Regions from separate parts of the Homo sapiens genome. Here region 2 is linked to region 1. The links are chromatin contacts, found by Hi-C or POLR2A ChIA-PET in ENCODE. All regions are on one chromosome and are shown on one strand. The core of a region is the stretch at or near the end of the contact, and the rest is flanking DNA. Distances in the headings are between cores, read along the strand shown.

Evidence for each region. Hi-C counts contacts between places; a loop is a spot of excess contacts on that map. ChIA-PET counts read pairs that join two places held with the same protein, here RNA polymerase II (POLR2A). Pooled maps may share reads with other maps.
Region 2: a map of heart left ventricle shows a loop between it and region 1 (3-fold over the local background). The contact joins the promoter of SIGIRR here to the promoter of IFITM2 in region 1. A Hi-C loop is called at or near these places in 7 of 168 maps with a recorded cell type or tissue (CD4-positive, alpha-beta memory T cell, CD8-positive, alpha-beta T cell, heart left ventricle and 2 more), 1 of 37 single-sample maps with no recorded cell type and 14 of 50 pooled maps. POLR2A ChIA-PET finds 5 or more read pairs at or near these places in 16 of 52 experiments (A549, AG04449, CD4-positive, alpha-beta T cell and 11 more).

Annotation. Positions count from the first base shown.
Region 1 is chr11:306,566-309,065 of GRCh38, forward strand. It overlaps IFITM2 (interferon induced transmembrane protein 2), which reads left to right and starts at 1,251. Exons shown (of 2, transcript NM_006435.3): 1 at 1,251-1,873; 2 at 2,448-2,500. The coding sequence starts at 1,628. RefSeq lists enhancers at 1,492-1,911, 2,292-2,411, 2,432-2,500.
Region 2 is chr11:412,703-416,635 of GRCh38, forward strand. SIGIRR (single Ig and TIR domain containing) reads right to left here and starts at 2,297. Exons shown (of 10, transcript NM_001135054.2): 1 at 2,121-2,297. RefSeq lists an enhancer at 2,770-3,389 and a silencer at 3,910-3,933.

The DNA.
Region 1 (2,500 bases), core at 1-2,500:
AAAATTTATCTTATAGAGCCAAAGTCATCGTTACTCAAACACATCACTCTGCAGTTACACGGCTGCACGCTACCGTCATGTAAACTCTGGAATACTGACGTGGACCTGACCACCCGCTGAGGTGAAAGGCTACAGCAGGGTGAGCAGCTGCCCATCTCTGTAAATTCCACCCTCAGCGATGTCCTCTGCGGAGTCTGGCCTGGTGGGAGAATAAGCCCAGGAAAATGGGCCCATGTAGCACATCAGGAATTAAACAGGGCGCAGGTCGCGGTGCACATAGGCCTGCAGGCCACGTTCCTGCCCCTGTGACCCGCACTGTCCCCTCTGACAAGCTCAAGTGCACAGCATCAGCTCTGTTTGCTGCAATAGCCTCTGCCAAGGAAGGTCCAGGAAGAAGCCCAGAGGCCACACAAGGTGTTTCCACAGGGAGGCTGTAACCTCAGGAGCTGCTCAGAGGCAGCACCGGTTCATGGGAAAAACAGGCGGCAACTACAGGAAGCAGCTGGCACCCGTGTGAGGACCCAGGGAAGAGGCAGAGATGATCAGAACCTGGAAATCTGGAGGGTGCCCCAGGGACCAGCCAGCCAGAGCTCTGGGCAGCGTGGGTGCTGCTGGGCTGTGTGGAGCGGGTCTGGGAGCCGTCACCCAGGTGGGCCTCCAGGGGAAAGGGCCATGGCTTCTAACTCCACCGTCCAGGTCTCTGCTATTGGCATCCCACAGCCCCCTCTTCTGTCAGTGCTCCCAGAGTCCCCTTTCCTGGGCCTGGAGGGCTCCTTTGGGGCAGGCAACATTGGCCGCCAACCCTCTGACCTGCACCAGGAGACACGGGGACCTTTAACCCCCAAACCCGCATGGAGCAGGACTGCAACCCCAGCAAAGGACAAGGGATGTCAGCAGATGAGGCCTGTGACAAGTGAGATGAGGGCTTTTTTTTTTTTTTGAGACGGAGTCTGGCTCTGTTGCCCAGGCTGGAGTGCAGTGGCACAACCTTGGCTCACTGCAAGCTCCGCCTCCCCGGTTCACGCCATTCTCCTACCTCAGCCTCCCAAGTAGCTGGGACTACAGGTGCCCGCCATCACACCCGGCTAATTTTTTTTTGTATATTTAGTAGAGACGGGGTTTCACCGTGTTAGCCAGGATGGTCTCGATCTCCTGACCTCATGATCCTCCCACCTCAGCCTCCCAAAGTGCTGGGATTACAGGCGTGAGCCACGGCGCCCGGCAGAGGTGAGGGCTTTGGGGAAACGGTTGTGGGGCCTGGAGTGTGGAGGCGTCAGCGCAGGCCTGGCAGGAGCCCTGAACCGGGACAGTGAGGTCCTGCAGCTGCTGGCCTGGGGTGTGGAGACTCCCAACACAGGGGAAGTCTCCAGGACCCCACACCACTAACAAGATGAGACTTGTGCTCCTTTGGGCTCTAGAGAGGAAGCCCCTCTTAGCCCTCAGCCCCTCTTTCCTCCCTCTCCTAAAGTAATTTGATCCTCAGGAATTTGTTCTGCCCTTATCTGGCCCTGGCCAGCTCTGCATTTGACAAATGCCAGGAAGAGGAAACTGTTGAGAAAACGGAACTACTGGGGAAAGGGAGGGCTCACTGAGAACCATCCCGGTAACCCGATCACCGCTGGTCACCATGAACCACATTGTGCAAACCTTCTCTCCTGTCAACAGCGGCCAGCCTCCCAACTACGAGATGCTCAAGGAGGAGCAGGAAGTGGCTATGCTGGGGGTGCCCCACAACCCTGCTCCCCCGATGTCCACCGTGATCCACATCCGCAGCGAGACCTCCGTGCCTGACCATGTGGTCTGGTCCCTGTTCAACACCCTCTTCATGAACACCTGCTGCCTGGGCTTCATAGCATTCGCGTACTCCGTGAAGGTGCGTATGGCCCTGGCGGAAATCCAGGGGGTGCCGGTGAGCCTGGGGCTCCACCTGCCCACATGCTGCCTGGGGTGGGGACTTGTGTGTCCCTGTGACTGTGAGTTTGTGTGCACGTCTGTCCTGTGTGTGCCCACGTCAGTGGCTTTGTCTGTGTGATCTGTGTGTGTGTGTGGCTTGGGGAATCTGCCCAGTGCAGGTCTAGGAGGAGGCTCCAGGAGGCTGGCTGGCTGGCTCAGAGTCTGTCCCCGGCTATCCACTAGCCCAGAGCAGTTCTCCCTATAGCCCAGTAAGAAATTACACCTTCACCTTCCAGACTGGCACCCAGGCTCTCCCAGAAAGTGAGAAGGGAACTCACAGGTGACTTCACCCCATGGTGGGGAGAACAGCCTGTGCTGGGGCCAAGGCAGAAGGAGGATGAGCCCCGAGGCTCCTGGAGAGTCTGAGCCGGGTGAGGAAGGGGAGGAGGTGGTCCCTGATCTCAGGGCAGGGAGGAGACAGTGAGGAGCTGGAGCCATAGCACGCGGCTCTCAGCTGGGGGATCCTGGTCCCCTCACCATCTCCTCTCCCCCAGTCTAGGGACAGGAAGATGGTTGGCGACGTGACCGGGGCCCAGGCCTATGCCTC
Region 2 (3,933 bases), core at 1,047-3,546, 110 kb after region 1:
TCTAACCATGTCTGGATGCAGTCGAGGGGGGGTGCCCAGCTCTGGCCCACGTCTGGTTACAGTCAGGAGTGCACGTGAGCACAGACACCTCGAAACACCTCGGGAAACACCTCGGGAACCCTCAGCTTAGCCTCGCCCTGCGGTTGTGAGGCCGGAGGGTGAACAGCGCCCGGTGGGGATGGAGGTCTCGGGTCCCATGTCCTTTCCCAGCCCGTAGCAGCAGCCACACACACCTCAAGTCTCCCAAAGCTCCTCAGTGAGGTGGCTGCAGGGAGAAGCCCAGAGCCTCTTCCTTGGCAGCCCAGGGCCCCAGGGGCCTCTCCTCACTGGATGCCACAGGGTCACCCTGTTTATCCAACAGGCACTGACTGTCTACTCCCCTCCCTGCTGCAGGGACACAGTGGAAGTGGGGATGTGGGGATCAAGCCTAAGTTTCTGCACCCCAGCTCCCTCAGGATTCCTCCCCGCTAAGGCCCCAGAGGCAGTGGCAGGGACAGTCCTCTTAGCCTGCCACCTATTCCCTCTCCATGGGTGAAGCACAGCCAGAGGCCCCAGGTTTGACTGTTTGGCAGTTTCCTCGGGAACCGATACAGCATGAGGCACACACCCATGGGGGATGGCCAGGGGGTCCTTGAAGAAGTCCTTTGCGGTGGAGGACACTCCAAGGAAAGTCCTTGACCCAGGGGAACCACCCACTGAGGGTCCTTAAAGCACACACTTCCCAGGAAACCAACCCCTCACAGCAAGCCCGGGAGGTCACACCGCCAGCCCAGCAGAACCCCTGGCATCTCCTGCAGTGCTTCCGTGACCGCCCCAAGCTCAGACCTCAAAGTCCTCCCTCCAAAAGCAGCCTCAGAGCCTTCTGGAAGTCAAGGGCAGACTGCCAGGATACGAGCACAGCAAGAAAGCAGGTGCCCTCCCCTGCAAACCCTCCTCTGCACCCTCTCCGCTGCCTGCCTCTCCTTGCACCCTCTCCCCTGCACCCTCTCCCTGCAAACCCTCCCCTGCACCCTCTTCCCGCACCCTCTCCCCTGCTCCCTCTCCCCTACGCACCTTCCCCTGCACCCTCTCCTCTGCCTGCCTCCCCCTGCACGCTCTCCACTCCCCACCTTCCCCTGCCCACCTTCCCCTGCACCCTCTCCCCTGAACCCTCTCCTCTGCCTGCCTCCCCCTGCACCCTCTCCCCTCCCCACCTTCCCCTGCACCCTCTCTTCTGCCTGCCTCCTCCTGCACCTTCTCTCCTCCCTACCTTTCCCTGTACTCTCGTCTGCCTACCTTCCCCTGCACCCTCTCCCCTCCCCACCTTTCCCTGCACCCTCTCCCCTGCACACCTTCCCCTGCACTCTCTCCTCTGCCTACCTTCCCCTGCACCCTCTCCCTCCCCACCTTTCCCTGCACACCTTCCCCTGCACCCTCTCCTCTGCCTACCTTCCCCTGCACCCTCTCCCCTCCCCACCTTTCCCTGCACCCTCTCCCCTGCACACCTTCCCCTGCACCCTCTCCTCTGCCTACCTTCCCCTGCACCCTCTCCCCTCCCCACCTTTCCCTGCACACCTTCCCCTGCACCCTCTCCCCTGCACCCTCTCCTCTGCCTACCTTCCCCTGCACCCTCTCCCCTCCCCACCTTTCCCTGCACCCTCTCCCCTGCACACCTTTCCTTGTACCCCCTCCCCTCCCTAACTTCCCCTGCACCCTCTCCTCTGCCCCTCCTCCCCTGCACACATCACATACACACAGCCCTCTGGCCCATGTGCACCTGCACAGAGCTTCAGTCTCAGCCCGTGTGCACACTTGCACCTCCTACACAGCACACTTCCTACCACACACACCTCCCATTACCACTGCACACAGCTTAGGCTGCAGACCCCTCACACAACTGTTGAGTATATACAACACCCATTGCAACGCTTGTCACAGAGCCTAGGACCACAGGCACCCCACAGCACACACACTGCACCTGACACCCACCCTTGGCCGCTGATGCGACACAGCCTCCTGCTGCCCCTCGCTCTGTCTCACACACACATGCACACACATGCATATGGGTCTTGGGCGCCGTGGGCCTCCTCTCAGCCAGGCCCTGACACAGGCTCACTCAGAGCAGCGGGGAAGGCAGTCACCTGGTTCCAGTTCTTTCCTCCGGGGGGCAAATGTTGGTCATTGGTGCGCCTTTGGGAGCAAACTCTCCCCTTCGCTGGGCCCCAGGGAGTGTCCACAGCACCAAGGCTGCTATGGATGCATCGCCAAGCGCGGTGGGGACCTGGCTTGTGTCTTTGTGTATTTTGATCAGAACTTTCCCTGTAGCTTCCTGGCCTTGCAGTCACATCCTCTCCTAACCCTAAACCCCACCCAGGCACCCACCCCTTCCCTAGGCGGGCGGGAGGACGGGCAGTTGGTGGTTCTCACCCCGCCTGCCCCGGCTCTTCCTGTAGCTCTGAGTCAAGCGGCTCCTTCCTCTGGAGCCCGCCCCAACCCACCCAGGCACGGCACTTTCCTCTGTGCAGCGTGTGTGTGTGTGTGTGTGTGTGTGTGTGTGTGTGTGTGTGTGCAGTGTGTCTGCGTGTGTGCAATGTGTGTGCAGTATGTGCGTGTGCGTGCGTTTGTGTGTGTGCGTGTGTGTTGTGGGGTGGGGGGTGCTCAAAGGGGCAGGTTCCAGGGGTAATGCATGGGGGGTCCTCCAGCCAGGAGACCCCCGCCAGGGCCACCCTGCACACATACAAGGAGGACCGGGGACCGCGCGGCATGCCTTCCAGACGCTACTAGAGCTCACACTCAGGAGCCAAGGGGCCGGTTTGCTCCCCCATGTGTCTTTGACCTCTGACCCCGGGGAACAGGGCCTTCAGAAACTCCCGGTCAACAATGGGGCTCCAGCAGAACTCTTCCGCCCTCTCCCCGTCCCTCTCCCAGACATAGCTCCCCCGATGGGTGAGCAGTTACAAGGGACTATGGCATCTTGTGGACCTTCCCTTCAGGCTGGGGTGGGAGGGCAGCGCCCCCTTTTCCAAATAAGGAGCAAACACAGGTGGCCGAGGCTCCTGGCTCAGAGCAGATGAGGGGCAGATGGCATCTCCTGTTGTCACCAAACTGACACTCCCCAGGTTGACCTGGGACTGGGGACCCAGTGACCGGTGGCTGGTATTGCCCACAGAATCAGACAAGGGTCTCCTTTGGACCCTGGCCCTGCCCTCAGCCACATGGGGGCAGGGCTTCATTGTGGAGGGCTGCCATCCAGCCTCCCGGCCCTGGCTGAGCACCCTCTCAGCAGCAGGCTTTCTACAGGTACTTGTCTGACTGAGTCCCAGCCCTGCTAGGACCTTCCTTTGTCCCGGTACTCAGCCTTGGGTGATGGTGGGCCTTGGGCTCAGGGTCCCAAAGACAGCACCCCTTCCCCCACAGAGCCTGGTACCAGCCCCTCCTTGAAGTGGGTCCTTGGAAGCCCCTCAAGAAGGTTCTCCCCACACTGCAGGTCAGGAAGCAGGCACAGCAGGGCCCAGGGCACCCCCGCAGGAAGCAGGAGCAGGGCCTCCAGCACAGGCCCTGGGGTCAGCCGCCAACTGTGAAGCCCCGGCTCGGCGGCTGCTCTGTGCACCCGGTCTCAGCGTCACCATCTCTCAGGGCTGGCTTGGCACCCTCTCCTTCCCTCTCTCTGCTAACGTCCTGCACCCCCGAGCCCCCAGGTCCACCGTCCAGGGTGAGCATGAACACCCACAAAGTCTCCGACCCTCGCCCGCACAGCTCTTCCGAGGCGCCCAGAATCTCAGTCCAAGCCTGGCCCTGGTCGCCTCGCACTGCCCACCGCACTCTGCTGGGCACCTTGAGGTTCTTAGAAAGCGCCAGCTCCTCCCGCCCTCAGACCCAGCCAGCGTCCTCGGTCCGCGGCCGCCCCTGCCCGGTGGGTTCGACGCTCAGCACCCAGCACCCTGCGGGCGACTC